Linked DNA regions of Homo sapiens: regions 2 and 3 are each linked to region 1. A link is a contact called in ENCODE Hi-C or POLR2A ChIA-PET data. All regions are on one chromosome and are shown on one strand. Each heading gives the region's core, a stretch centred on a gene start or an enhancer-like site at or near the end of the contact. The rest is flanking DNA. Distances are from core to core; before and after follow the strand shown.

Region 1 (4,448 bases), core at 870-3,369:
TGATTGGCCTTGCTTAGGTCACAGGTCCAGCCCTTGGACCAGTCTGTGATGGATAGTCCCTTGGAACTGGGTAGGTTCCCTGAAGACAGGGGTGCTGAACAGACACAACAGTGTATGTCCAGCTTTGGTCTGTCCTCTTTGGTCTCCCTTATTTTTCTCTTCCTTTTCTGCCTCAGACCTTTCTGTTAGGGATGCGTGCCAAAACTCAAGTGGAACTGGTGTCTTTACCCTCAAAACACAGACTCCTGAATTATAATCACATGCTGATTTTCGTGGTTACCACTGATCATGACCACATGATTCTTTTGCTCTGAGGGTTGGGCCAAACCCCCTCCCTTGTTCTGGCAATGCTATTTTGAGAGGCCATGGGGGCAGGCAGGGCCTGGCGGGTTCCAGACTCTGGCTCACCTTTTAATAACTTGCTCTGTGACCCTGGATGTGCCATTTAACCTTTCTGAGACTTAGTTTCTGAGCTGGGTGCATCAACTAAGATATCCATCAAATACTTTGGAAGATGTAAAGTGGCATTTAGATGACATAGGCTATGTTTCCCAGGCTAGGACATGGGCTATGTTTCCCAGGCTAGAGTGCGATGGCACAATCTCAGCTCCCTGCAACCTCTGCCTCCCGGGTTCAAGCAATTCTCCCTGCCCCAGCCTCCCAAGTAACTGGGATTACAGGCACCCACCCCCACGCCCAGCTAATTTTTTCTGTTTTTAGTAGAGTTGGGTTTTCGCCACGTTGGCCAGGCTGGTCCCGAACTCCTGACCTCAGGTGATCTGCCCGCCTCAGCCTCCCAAAGTGCTGGGATTACAGGCTTGAGCCACCGTGCCTGGCCAGTCTTTTTTAATCTTTTGCTTAGGAAAGAGAGTGACGGGGAAAGAAAGGTTTAATTCTGGACCTTACTACCCACACATACCAGATCTCCCCTCTTTGCATAACTTCTTTTTTGGCGGGCATGTTTCTTCATTTTTATCTTCTTGATAACTTTGATGCCCTGGTTGGACTCTTAAGCAGATTATCCTTGGGTGGGGACGTCAGCAGGGAGAACCACCCCAGACTAAGACAAGTTGTGTTTTGTCTGTCAGCCAAAAGCACTCTTAGCAATCCGACATAGACATCATTTTAGATGTACAGAGAAGAAAGAACAACACAGTATTGATAAGATTTCAGCAAGATCCCCCCTCCCCCAAAGACGAAAACACACAAAACTTAATGCATTGCTCTGTAATGCCTTGGTTCCTAGTTTCCTAATTAGGCCTGTGGTTTAGCAGAGTGCACCATCTCAATACACAGATGGTTTTTATGTAAAAAAATTTTTTTCAAATGTTAATTTCCAGTGACTGATGTTTTATGCCTAAATCATTTTCCATTGTTTATATTTGATAAGAACTGTATTTGAACTGCTCCTTTATAAGTTGGAGTCTTTTGTAATGGGATTTAACTTACTGGTTTTACAGGTGTATGAAAATGTTAAGCCGTGTATTGTATTTGAGAGTTTGAAAATTCTTCGTTGCAGCTAATTTAAGAAAAAAAAAATTAAACAGGTGATTAGCAGCTGCTTTCGGTTTTGAATGTCCTCGCTTTGGGGTTTTGTGTTTGCTTATTCGTGTGCAAATTGGTGTGGTTATTTTGGACCGGTTGAGACGCTCCAACATTGCACCTCCCAGGCCAGCTGCCCAGGGCCCATTCAGTAGACCCTTCCCCGCTTCTCGGGGCTGATTTGTTCTCATCTTGTGTGCTCGAGAGCTTGCTCTCTCCTTAATGATTCAGGCCTTCCTGAGAAAACAAAGCAGCTCTGGCCCCGTTTCTCCTTGAGGACAGCCTTGTTCACTGCCACAAAGACCCTGCTTTCTCCCCAAGCAGAGGAACTGCCTCTCGGGGCAGCCAAGAACCACAGACCCAGGCGGCTGCAGCTCCTACTTCTGAACTTCTGGTCTCCCGAGTGACAGCTTCTGCATGGTCTTAAGCTCCAGGACCCCCAAGGCCACCCAGAGTCAGAGTCCACCGCCGGTGGGAAAAACAACATTAGGAAGTGGGTGGTGTGGTGTAGAAGGGGCTGCTTAGAGCTTCTGGCCTTCGGAGCTGGATCCAGCCACTTGAGCTTCATTCGGCAGCACACAGACACCTCCCCTCCCTCCTGCTCTGCCCCAGACCTTGTGCTTTCTTGGCACCGCTGGGTCGTGCCTGCTCAGACCTGGTCAGTGTGCTTGCCAGGGCGAGGAGAGCTTTGCATAGGCCGCTGCTGCTTACTTATTAACGATGACGCTGGTGGGAGCTGCGCCACCAGCTCCCTATCCAGGCCTTTGTGGTTGCATCCTGTTCACATAAAGGTGAAATCATGACCTGCCCGACTTGATTTTTCAGTTGAGGGGCTTTTGTGTATGTGTCGTTCTTGATCCAGTAAGAGGATTGTGCTTTCATTCACAAAGATTTGATCAGTAAATAGGAAGAGAAAATACTCAAGGGAGAAATGCTTAGTGTTCCGATTAATACATTAATCTTTTTTTTTGATGAGCTGAAGGTGCTCTGTTGTTTCTCTTGACTGAGTCTTTGCCCTTACCTTTGACCTTAGTGACTTGATCATCCAGCCAGGATCTCTGTACAGCCCCATCTCCTTTCTGAGGTCTTGTGGTCACACACATGCTTTCCTGCTTCTGTCTTGAATGATACTCAGTGAACCCCACAGCTTTGGGGGCTGCTATTTGAGGCACCACACTTGGCAGGCTTGGCTCCCACGGGGAGTTGCAAAGCTTGCAGTTATAGACCTTGGCAACTATTTGCCCTTAAAGAAAAGCATCAGTGAAAAGTTGAGGGCAGAGGGAAGAAGAGAAAGATCTTCGTGGGTTTTTCTGTGTGTGTGGGGGGGTGTGTGTGTGTGTGTGTGTGTGTTTATGGACAGCATTTGTACCTGTAAAACCAGAATGACTCCTTCAGGCATTTTTTCTCCTGGGTGGTTGCATTCATGGGCTGAAGCTGGCTCTTCTGAAGATTGCAATGATATTTAAGGTTAAGGGCTTGCCAGGTAACACCTTGAATGACTCAAGGCTCTGAGGCCAGGCTGCGTCCATTTGAAGGAAGGAAGCATCTTTTTCTGATTCATGCAAAGGCATCTTATGGACTAATGGTCATCCTAGAAAGTCATCACTAGTACAAGGATCTTTTGGAAAAGTGAGATTGGAGAAGGTTGAGTATGAAAGTGATGTATTAGAAAGGTGAATATGGGATGTGAGATCCTAGTCATTAGCGTTTGGAGGGGGCCTTGGAGGTTTGTTAGATCAAAGCTTTCATTGTGCAAATGAAATGGCCCAGTGAGGTTAAAAGAGGGAAGGTCACACAAATTCCATGAAAACCATAAGTACAAGGTTTGAGGAAAATAATTTTAGGACAAATAAAAGAAGTGCTGATTTTCATTGCACTTCTAACAGTTTTATAGAAGTGTCTGTACCTAAAGTGTTGTACATGTTAAAATGTAAATATGGTCAAGAAGATTGTAGGTGAAATCGAAGATGATATGTTGCTAGGGCCCAGCCCTAGCAACGTATCATCTTTTGAGGAGTGTTCCTCATACTTTGAGATTGGTTTTATAGAGGGCTGTTCCTTATACTTTGCGATTGGTTTTATAGAGGGCAACTCTGTTCACCCACAAAAGTCTCTTGATGCCATTGCTGGCCAGAACTTGGGTGGGAGAATGGGAACTGTTCAGCAGAGCAGGTGAACAGGTGGTCCTGCCATCCCAGTGGCAGGGGCCCCTTCCTTTCTCCCGCCACTCCCGGAGGAATGACCCTGCATCTTATGCACTCTCTCCGATTCCCCAAATCCCCTAGGTCCCACTGCTTGGGTTTGGGGAGTGGGGCACATCTCTGCTGAGAGCCAGCCCATCAAGCTGTCTGGGTCTCATGGTGGCATATCTTTGTTCCAACTCAATATGGGCATTTTAATCTTTATTTATTTTTAAAATTTAATTTTATTGAATTCAGCTTTAATATTATTGAATTCAGCTACAAGGGAGATAGAATAGGGTGATTGATAGTTAAGAGCATGGGTCTTAAAGTCAGAAAGACAAAGGCTCCAAGTCCAGTTACCAACTTCTGTAATTCTGTAATTCTGGGGGGCGGACTTACCTGTCTGAGTCTTAGTTTCTTCAACTATAAAATGGATGTCCCAGTACTGCCTCCCTGCCAAGGTTGTCTGAGTGAGTCCTCAATAAAAGCTGGTAGTGAGATTAATAGCACTTGATGGCAAAGTTTGTACCCAGTCATGGGTAGGGGAATTGCATCTGCCATCCAGTGGCTGAGGTCAAGTGATGACACCCCAAACTATAGGATCCTGGCAGCTACAGCAGGCATTGCTGCTTCCCTTTCGGAAATCCCAATTGTTGAGGCCCTGGCTGAAGCCCTGTCGAGCCCTTGGTGACCCCACTACCATTTCCTTTATGGTTGGCTTAC
Region 2 (4,876 bases), core at 415-2,914, 170 kb after region 1:
GGAAATTGTTTGCCATATTGTAATGTTACAGGTTAACAAAAGGACAAATTCCATATACTATATGATTTAAACTATATTGAAATAGTCATAGTTTTTTCTTTCTTTAGAAAAAAAATACTCCAGGCCTGGAGCAGTGGCTCACACCTATAATCTCAGCGCTTTGAAAGGCTGCTGCAGGAGGATCACTTGAGCCCAGGAGTTCAAGACCAGTCTGAGCAACATAGTGGGACCCTGTCTCTAAAAAAATAAAATAAAATAACTGGGCATGATGGTACATGCCTGTAGTCCCAGCTACTCAGGAAGCTGAGGCAGGAGGATTGCTTGAGCTCAGGAGGTCGAGACTGCAGTGAGCCGTGATGGTGCCACTGCACTCTAGCCTGGGTGACAGAGTGAGACCCTGTCTCAAAAAATAAAAAGCAGACACTAAAGGGAACTATATAAAATGTTAACTGTATACAACGGTGTGGAGTGGAAAGACCACTGTTTTTTTTTCTTTCTACTTTTTTGCATTTTCAAATATTTTTTGATAAGCAACTATTACTTCTGTAATGGAAACTACCCCCTCACCCCCCGACATGCATATAATGTTTTGTGTACTTTCTTAAAATTCCTAAGGCAGCCTGTATTCTATATTTGTTTTGCAGGTGGAAGATGCAATGCTGATGTTTGATAAAACTACCAACAGGCACAGAGGTAAGATTACCCCAGTGTAAGAGGGTTGCGTTCACCCTCTCCTGGCCTCTCTGTCTGTCATCCCCAGTCCCACTGACAAAAGATACAGTGAAGAGTCCAGAGTCAAGCAGGTAGAGGTGACCATCCATTGAAGATCTTTATTCACGGAGAGTCCCAGTAGCACAAAGAGTTCCAGTACTGGATAGCTGAAAAACCATTTCCTTCTGGCCTAGGAACTCCTGTTTAGTTATGCAGCCATCCCTGACACACATATTCAGATGTACCTCTCTAATCCTGCCTTTCTGGGTCCCTTGCTAACCTCGGCACTAAGCGATCCAAGTGGAAATTATTCACAGCAGTGACTCAATTGAGTTATCAATTTGTATTGAAGGAGGTTCTTTAGGAGCAGACTGTCAATCTAAAGAGCCAAAAAATCAAAATAAAACATTGTAGGTTCGTTGGGTGTGTAGTGATTACAGCCTTGGGAATGCTCCGTGGGGCCTCTGGAATGTGTAGAGGGCATCTGTACTTAATTGTGTTTTTCCCTGTGCTGCTTCTGTCCCATCCACTTTACAAAAAATGGGTCTTAACCTGGAGTCTATGAACCTCTGCAATGACATGCAAAATGTCATATGTTTATACTTTTCTTGGGTGAAGATCCCTAGGTTTGGACAAATTCTCAAAAGGGTCTCTGGCCCTGCCCTTAGTCTCTTCCTTCCCCAAAAAGAACACATTAAATTTATTGCTTTAAACAGAAAAATTGGAGGCATCTAGAAAAGTCCTCCCTGGAGGTAGCAGAGTCAAAGGAGGTGATGACTTAGTGTTCTGTTCTCCGGAAGCTCAGGTTTCTGGGGTTCCTATTAACAGGGTGTTAATGAGCAGAGCTTCCTAAGGGGGTGGCAGGAAATGGTGTGCTGGTGCCCTCAAGGGAGGGAGCCTGTGAGTGAGCAGCATTTCCTTGCCACTTGGATCGCATTTAGATGTTTCCTGTGTTGTTTACATTCCTGCTGTCACCTGTGATTAGAAACAGTTACCCAGCACTGACTGTATGTCTTTCCTGTTTGGAGAAGGCAGAGTGAGTGAAAGGCAAGAAGGAGTGGAGTGGGAATCATTGCTGGCGGGGCTGGGAGAAGGAGGGGGATATCCTGAGTGCGTCTGGTAATCTGGCTTCAAATGCATCCCTCTACAGCATCCTCAGAATGGGAGAATGGAGCATTGGGTGCACAACAGTGGTGTCAAGTGGTATTTATGGAGGGAAGAGATGGCAGGGGGTGGAGGGTGGGGAGCAGTGGAGAAGCAGGGAGAGAAAGGAGGGGCATGCAGGTGTGGAATGATCGATTTTGTCCACTGCATTGCTGGGGAGTGAGAGCCCAGTGAGTGAGATGAAGGTGGTGCCCGTGGTGGGCAATTGAGGATTATCCTCCATCATCATCCACATTCTGTCAATCTAGCTTTATGGTTTCCAAGCCGGACTTCCAGATGCATCTCCTAATGTGACCTTCACAGCAGCCCCTGGAGGGTTGTTGTGACATTGGGAAAAATCACTTAACTTCTTTATGCCTCAGTTTATTCATCTGTAGGATGGGGGTAATCATAGAACCTCCTCACAGGATTGCTCGGAGAGTGTAATGCCAAGCATCTAGTCAATTGTGCGTAAATGTTAGCTCTTATTATTAGCGTTATCATCACCTCCGTCCGGTTGGAAAAATAACCAAGGCTCAGAGGAGGCAACTGAGAGACCCATGGCTGAGCAGGGTCTCAGGACTATTGATTTCAAATTCTGCTGTTTCTCTGCTGTGTCCAGATGGGAATGCATTTGTTAAAAAGAGCACTGCCAGCTATTTATTTTCAGGGTGGGTGATGCCCATTTGAGTTTGGCACCTGGTGTTCAGTGTTAGAATTCATAGTCCTGGGAGATTCCAGAGTTGCCCCCAGGTGATACTGTTGTCCTTTTATTTTGAAAATCAGTGAAAGTATTTTTTGATCTGCTGTGTGTCAAGCCCTGTGCTGGGGGCTCACACTGGTATCGTCTCATTAACTCTCAGAGCCGGGCAGGGAGAGGGCTGGTCATGGCAGAGGTGGGGTTGAAACACCGGACTTTGGACTTCTGGGTGAAGGCCCAGAGGATGTGCCGGGAAAAGTCCTCTCTTATTTTTAACCAGATCCCTGTTGCTGTGGGTGAAGCCTCTTCCCTTTTTCCAAAAGGGAGAAAGGAAAGTGCTGGGCCGCAGAGATGGGGTGGCGGTTCGTCTGGGACGGGCGTGGGAAGAGTTTTTTGCCCGTTGTGAGGTGGAGGATGGTCTGTTGGAAGGCCCGCTGCTCAGAATGGCTTCGGGACATCATTGCTGGCTCTCCAGGAGTCCTGGTGGGCACTGGCAGGAAGGAGCGTGGGCAGGGCCTTGGTGCATGCACACTCCTGCCCCCAGCCAAGCCAGAACCTCTGCTAGCACCCTCGGACCTGCCAGAGCTGAAGATGCCTGCAGTGGGGGCAGGACCAACTCTAAAATGTGTGGAGCCCAGAACTAGAGGAAAGGCAGGGCCTCCTATTCAAAGATGATTGAGAAGCTGGCCTGAGGGGCTGCAGCCTGTGGAGGGCAGAGACATGCCAGGAAGCCTCAGCAGGGAAGAGCCGCCATCCCACTGCCCTCCCTCTCATCCAGGGCCCTCCCACTCTGCAATGTCGTTTCTGTGTGGGTGGGAGCAGCGGCCCATACACACGTTCCAACCCCTCAAGATACCGGAGGAGGCATTTCTCTTTGAACTGGGTGCTAAAGTTGGTGTAATACTTCACTGCATTTAGAACATTGAAGAGAGTGAAAAAAAATTTTTGTTTTTCAAAAAGAAGAACATATCACAGCAGAGGCACAGATCATATATATGGAGCGAGCCGGCCCCACATCTGTGGCCTGATGGAGTGCACATTTGGAGTCAGGTGATAAGCACAAGGAAGTAAAATCCTCATGCAGCCACCTTGCCCCAAACTTACCTTCACCTCCTCGGTTCCTGCTGTCCATGATCTTATCAAGAGGAAAGTGCTGCAGTGGCAGAAGTTGAGGACATCTCCCTGGCTGGCGCCGCCTCCAGCTCTCTTCTTAAAGAGGCCCAGACCATCGACCCAGAGGTGTTGTCACAGCACATGCTCAGCACTTGTCCTCAGACTCCTAGCCCAGCCCTGTGGGGCAGCCTGGGGCCTCAACTCATCCTTACCCCAGGAATTTTGACAGCTACCTGTGTGTCCTTGGAGCTGTGTGACATGAGCTGTGTGACATTTGCTGCTCGGGGATAACCACAGGGAACTGGGCTTAACATCTGATGAGCGTCAGGTGGGCCAGGCTCCCAGGGCCCATTCAGTCTCCACTTGCTGTTAGGAGCCACAGGTCAGGGCAGAATTTCCACTCCTTGACCCCACTGGTCACCTCCTGTCCCTGCTCCCTGTTGGTCTCTGTTGGGGCAGGGATGCCCTCAGTTCCATCTGCATGGCGGCAGCTTGTATCTCCCATCCACAGGAGCACCAGCCTGGGGCTCACTAGTGCCATGGGAGAGAACCCAGGACCTAGGAGAGAATGAGCCTCCCGCAATGTATGTCTTCCACCCTGCAAGCAGGAAGAGGGTCCCACGTTCAGTCTTTGACTCACAGTGGGTGGAGCCCTGGAGATGTGGGGGCTCTCACCTTTCTCCTTGCAGATGGGCCTTCCTCCAGCTTCTGCTGCTCCCATGACATTTTTCCTGGGGGCACATTCCCTGACCTCTGAGCATCTCAGGTTCTTCCTCTAAAAAATAAGAGACCTGGGATTGATGAGCCCCAGGACCTGAAGTATGTTTCTGGCCTTTAGCTTTTTAACTGTGAGAATGTTCAAGATGAATTCCTTTGCTGTTTTTGTGACTAGGGGAGGGAATGGGCAGTTGTTGCAGGTTGGGTTCCCTGGGAAGCAACTCTAGGAAGGGATTAGCAAGTGGGAGGTTTATCCAGAAGTGCTCTTGATCAGGAGAGGGCAGAGGGAGAAGCTGACTTGCGATGCCCTTCTGTAATGGGGTGGTTCTTCAGGGGTCCCCAGCTGGGGTGGGAGTGCCATCCTTGATGCCTGCACGCTGGCCTGTCATTGGGTGCAGCCCACCCTGTGAGGCTGATGTGACCTGGGCTTCCCCTGGGGAAATCCTGGAGGGGACTTCCAGCTGGGGACTATCTTCCAGCAGCACTCCCAGC
Region 3 (5,032 bases), core at 300-2,799, 250 kb after region 1:
AGTGTGGGGAAGGGCTGTGTGAGGTGGGGTGATGGGGGGGGGTGGCTGGCAGCCAGAGACCCAGAGGAGGGAGCAGGGGTTTTGAAGCTGGGGGTCTATGATTGGATTCTGACTGTGCTTTGTGACCTTGGGCAAGTCATTCCTTAGAACTTCTGTGTCCTTTTCTGCTGTAACTACGAGGCGGGTAAGGCCATCGCACAGAGGAAATGAGGCTCCATGCAATGAGGGAGTTGACAACCATGGACATTCTTTGAGGACTTCTGTGTGCCAGGCACTGTGCTTTATATCCATTATGTGTATATGTTATGTAATATATGAAAATTACAAGGATGTTGTGGCTGTGCCTAGTTATGGATAGCACTCAATAAACAGTGCGTGCCTTCCTCCCCAGAGTAACCCTCCTGAGTCAAGATTATAAATCTAACAGGTCTCTCAATGCCTTTTGCAAACAGGTCTGGGCCATTTATAACATGCATGTGTCCTGGAAGGTAGACATTCCTGCTGCCTGCCTTTCCCTATGGAAGCTGGCAGCTCCATTTCTGTTTGCACAGTAACCCCTTCCTCTGTAGACTGCATGGGCAGGTCCCACATCCATGAGGACCTTTTTGCAGTAGAACAAGGAAAGTTATCATTTACAAGTAGGTCCCCTGGTGCTTGGCCACACGCTGGTCCCTGTCCACAAGGACAGTGCCTGATTATGATGTCTGAGAAGGGAGGAGGGAGGGTCTCTTCCGCTCACTTTCCAGTATCCACAGTGACCAGCTGGGAAGCCTGTCTGTGTTAGGCCGTTCTCGCGTTGCTATAAAGAAATACCTGAGACTGGGTAATTTATTTAAAAAAGAAGTTTAGTTGGCTTACAGTTCAGCGGGTTGTACAGGCATGGTGCCAACATCGCTAGGCTTCTGGGGTGGGGCCTCAGGGAGCTTTTACTCACGGAGGAAGGCAAAGTAGGAACAGGCACGTCGCTTGGTGAAAGCAGGTGCAAGCAAGCGAGAGAGTGCAGGGAGGTGCCACACATTTTTAAGCAACTCCGAGTAAGAGCTCACTCATCACCAAGCAGGTGGCCCAAACCATTCACAAGGGATCCACCCCCATGAATCAGAGGCTTCCCACCAGGCCCCACCTCCAACACTGGGGAGTACATTTCAACATGAGATTTGGGCGGAGACAAATATCCAAACTATATGACTACCTGAGTTTGCAAAGGAGCAGAAGGGCTTGTACCAGTGAGGGAAAAGGACTGCAGAGTGGTTAGGGACCCTTCCCCTGCCAGATTGAAGGACCAGGGCTTCCCAGCACAGCTGCCAGGATTTACAGGGGTGCAATTGCTGCCTCACCAACCCCCTAGCCCCTTACTGGCTTCTTAAGGCCTTGCCCTCACCTGGCCACATACTCACGCTAGTCAGGAATCCATCTTGGCCTCTGGCCCTGGGCAAGAAGAGCAACAGGATGGAATTGAAACCCTGGAGCAGATGTTAGAACTGAGTAGAGGTGACCTGGCTCTCTGAAGCTCACGCAGGAGTGATGGTGACATGCCCATCTCAAGTGGGAGCTGCACATGGAGGGCAGCCGAGGTTCCTGCGTTTCCCTCCCCGGGCCACTTCACCTCCCCTAGGTGGGTTCCACCCCCTCTCCTTGTTACATCATAGCCTCTTTCTCCAACACATTCAACAGCTCTCTCTCAGCAGTGCCAGCTTCCTGGGTGTAAGGCCTGAGCCGTCGCTTGGCCCTGTCCTCAGAGGCCCCCCACGCTGGTCTAATGCTCTGCTCTTTGTTGCCGTCTTGCAAATCCTAGTCATTGTTGGTCAAAGGACCCCTTGTCGTCTTTTTGTCATGGGCCCTGTTCGTTCTGCTGTGAGGCTGACTCAGGGCCAGGTGCCGTGCAGGTACACAGTAGGAGTTGAACTCTGATCAAGGGCTTGTTTTGTGTTTATCTTCCTTGCTTTGCAAGTTCCTTGAGGGTGGGTCTCCCCGAATCTTGATTATAAACCTGCAAGAGCCTTACAAAATGTCCTGCTTTTTGTGGGGTCTCCAGAAAGGCTTGTGATTGGCAGAGGGGGCAGGAGAGCAGTGACCAGGAAGAAAAAAGGCTGTGGCCACTGGATGGCAAAGGAGGGCTGTGCAGGGAGGTATGTGTGACATGTGGTCTCTGGAGGCCAAGCTCACCCCTCCTGCCTCAGTAGCAAGATGTGTGTAGCTGTCAGGCTCTAGGCAAGACACTTTACACTTGAGTAGCATCTCCCCTCCTCTTCACCATCTCCCTGGGCAGGGCTCAGGGCCTAATGTCCGGAGGTGAGGATCTTCAGAGAAACAATGTTGGCCTCAAACCCACCAGAACCTGGCTGGGGAAGAGGTCAAGCTGATCAGGCGCAAGACCAGGTCAGGCCTCTTATGTCTGTTAGGAAACGCCACAGAAGGACAGATACCCACCCTAGAAGCTGCAGGACCTCCTCTCCTCCTGAGCCCTTTCCTCCCTCTGCTCCCCTCCCCTTTCTGTTAGCCAGACAGTCAGACGGTCAAGGTTGATACCTGAGCACTGGGGAATTTTATCCATCGAAATAGGCCTCTCCCTCTGGAGGACTAAACAGTCTCAGACACGACCTGTTTGGAGTGAGAAATGAAACTGCAAACACTGGCCTCTTCAGGCCAAACAGGCTTTCCTTGTCCTGGATGGTACATCAAGGCCACAGGTCCAGGGCTTGGATTTCCCTCTGGGCCCCAAGGCCGCGTGCTGACTGGGTTCTTTTGTACAGAGACCAGGGAAAAACAAAAGCCCTTTACTTCCCAAAGCTTGGCATACTCCTCAGACTGCCAGCCACCATCCCCAAAGATGCCAGGGCAGTGAGCTTACCTTTGCAAGGGCTTCGGATCCACTGGGGAGGAGTGGCCACTCATAGTAGCTGCAGGGAAGCTGTTCTTGCAGAAGCTCCAGCACCTCCTCTGAAAGCCAGTGCTAAGCATTCCCCGCTAGGGAGAGGGTGTAACGCAGGGCCACAGCACCCACTCTCCTGGCTTGGGCTGGGGCTATAGGCAGATCGGGATTAACATCCCAGCCCTGCACACAGGTACTGGGTCTGGACCACAGGTTAGATGTCTGAGTCTGAGCCTCAGTTTCCTGCTCCGTGGGATGGATATATAGCTATAAAGGTCATTATCGGGTCCGCTGGCAAAACAAGCGTATGGAAGGTAAAGTATTGCATTAATGTTAAACGTACTGAGACTGATAACTGTGCTATGATTACGTAAGAAAATGCCCTCATGTTTATGAAACGCATACCAACTTACTCTCAAATGGAAAAAAAAATCCTGGCCAGGTGCAGTGGCTCACGTCTGTAATCCCAGCACTTCGGGAGGCTGAGGCGGGAAGATCACGAGGTCAGGAGTTCGAGACCAGCCTGGCCAATGTGGTGAAACCCCTGTCTCTACTAAAAATACAAAAATTAGCAGGGCGTGGTGGCGTGCACCTATAGTCCCAGCTACTCGGGAGACTGAGGCAGGAGAATCACTTGAACCCGGGAGGCGGAGGTTGCAGTGAGCTGAGGTCACGCCACTGCACTCCAGCCTGAGCGACACAGCAAGACTCCGTCTAAAAAAAAAAAAAATTCTACATATAGAGGGCTCAGGAGTGTGTGCAAATGATAAGGCAAAAGTAACAAAATGTTAGCAGTAGGTGAATTCTGGTAAAGGATACTCTCCTTGCAACTTTTCTGTAAATTTGAAATGATTCCTGAGTAAGGAGTTAGAAACTGCAAACCTCCTTGCTGAGTTGCTGTGGATGCTGATGGGAGGAGGCACCCAACCCAGTGGGCAGCAAGGACAAGAGTGTTAGCGACCACAGGGGCCACACTCCCATCAGGCCTTCGTTTTGTTCTCTAAAGGAACATGCTGCTGCCCTAGGTGTCCAGGGGCTAGGTGTCCAGGGGCTAGGTCATTATTCTGAACCCATTACCATGGGGACTATGAGGAAGCCACACCCTCTCTTCTAAGGCCAGTTTGTCGAACAAAGCAGCATATTGGGAGAAGAAAATTTCAGAACAAATCCCATCAATTTTGTTGGGGTGGGGGGTGTTGGCACATCCCTGGTATTGGGAGTGTTTTGTGGCATTGCCAGCTGTGCACCTTGAAAACAGAGACCTGGTCCTTCTGGTATAAGCAGTTGGTCATCAGTGGCCTCTGAGGCTTCTTACAAGTGCTCAGTCAGATGGAACATCTCACTGCATTTCTTGCCCCTTGAATAGACTGCTCTGGTCAGTTGCTATTTGAAACAGTAGCAGCAGTAGCAGCAGCCACTGTGAGAAGCCGTTGGTGCAGGAGACTCAAGGACTGAGACTGGGAGGTGGGCCTTCCTCAAGGGGAAGTCTTAGGAGGTGGGGCCAAAATACCTGCAGCAAGAGGCCTGGTCCCCATGAGCACCACATTTGTTTTGTTTTAGAGGACCATGGGGAGCCAGGCAGGCCTGTGTGGGGCTACAGTGGGAAGGGAGCCCCCGTGCCCTGCCCTCTGCCCTGTGGTGAGAGCAGCCCTAGGTGCCCACTGCTCCAAGGACCCAGCCAGCCAAAAGCCAGAGTGTGAGGAGTGCCTCCTGCTGCCCTGTCAGCTCACTGCCCTTCACCGACCACATGTGGTTGTTGGTCTCCAAAGATTATCCCTAGAGCCCCCTCCCACACGGACTCTAGGCTGGCCCAGTGTCACCAGTAGAATGTGTGGGAGGGAACACTGTGAGTCCCAAGGCTAGGTTAGAAGAAGCCTTGCAGCTTCTGCCTGAGTCTGTTGGAATGCTTGTGCTTGGGACACTTCCTCTTGGGACTTAGCCACCATATTGTGACAAGACCAGGCGCCATGGAGAAGCCATGGTGGACGCCCCATCAGCAGGCCCAGCCAAACCAGTGTGGCTGCCTGCCATGTGAGCGAGGAGCCATCTTGGGCCTCCAGCCTCGTTGAGGCCTCCTCTGGCCTCAGCCCCAGTCACCACCTGACCACAGCGCCATGAGACCACCAGCAAGAGCCCAGCTGAGCCGGTCACCCCACAGAA

What was found. Hi-C counts contacts between places; a loop is a spot of excess contacts on that map. ChIA-PET counts read pairs that join two places held with the same protein, here RNA polymerase II (POLR2A). Pooled maps may share reads with other maps.
Region 2: a map with no recorded cell type shows a loop between it and region 1 (2.4-fold over the local background). The contact joins two enhancer-like sites. A Hi-C loop is called at or near these places in 2 of 168 maps with a recorded cell type or tissue (aorta and endothelial cell of umbilical vein), 3 of 37 single-sample maps with no recorded cell type and 4 of 50 pooled maps. POLR2A ChIA-PET finds 5 or more read pairs at or near these places in 3 of 52 experiments (B cell, OCI-LY7 and activated CD4-positive, alpha-beta T cell).
Region 3: a loop to region 1 is called in a pooled map, with 4 times the contacts of the local background. The contact joins the promoter of MSI2-AS1 here to the enhancer-like site in region 1. A Hi-C loop is called at or near these places in 9 of 37 single-sample maps with no recorded cell type and 5 of 50 pooled maps. POLR2A ChIA-PET finds 5 or more read pairs at or near these places in 1 of 52 experiments (endothelial cell of umbilical vein).

The regions. Positions count from the first base shown.
Region 1 is chr17:57,355,337-57,359,784 of GRCh38, forward strand. All of the region lies in intron 5 of MSI2 (musashi RNA binding protein 2), which reads left to right. Among named protein-coding and RNA genes, the nearest start is that of MSI2, 100 kb to the left of the region's middle. Within about 2 kb of position 2,120, at least 23 of the 41 ENCODE cell types and tissues checked have a DNase peak (open chromatin) inside an H3K27ac peak, as active enhancers do; they include OCI-LY7, where a contact is called at or near this core.
Region 2 is chr17:57,529,032-57,533,907 of GRCh38, forward strand. It overlaps MSI2 (musashi RNA binding protein 2), which reads left to right. Exons shown (of 14, transcript NM_138962.4): 7 at 645-693. Among named protein-coding and RNA genes, the nearest start is that of MSI2-AS1, 77 kb to the right of the region's middle. RefSeq lists enhancers at 4,735-4,784, 4,795-4,876. Within about 2 kb of position 1,665, at least 3 of the 41 ENCODE cell types and tissues checked have a DNase peak (open chromatin) inside an H3K27ac peak, as active enhancers do; they include OCI-LY7, where a contact is called at or near this core.
Region 3 is chr17:57,606,863-57,611,894 of GRCh38, forward strand. MSI2-AS1 (MSI2 antisense RNA 1) reads right to left here and starts at 1,550. Exons shown (of 3, transcript NR_110807.1): 1 at 1,398-1,550. All of the region lies in intron 8 of MSI2 (musashi RNA binding protein 2), which reads left to right. RefSeq lists enhancers at 1,059-1,653, 1,654-2,246.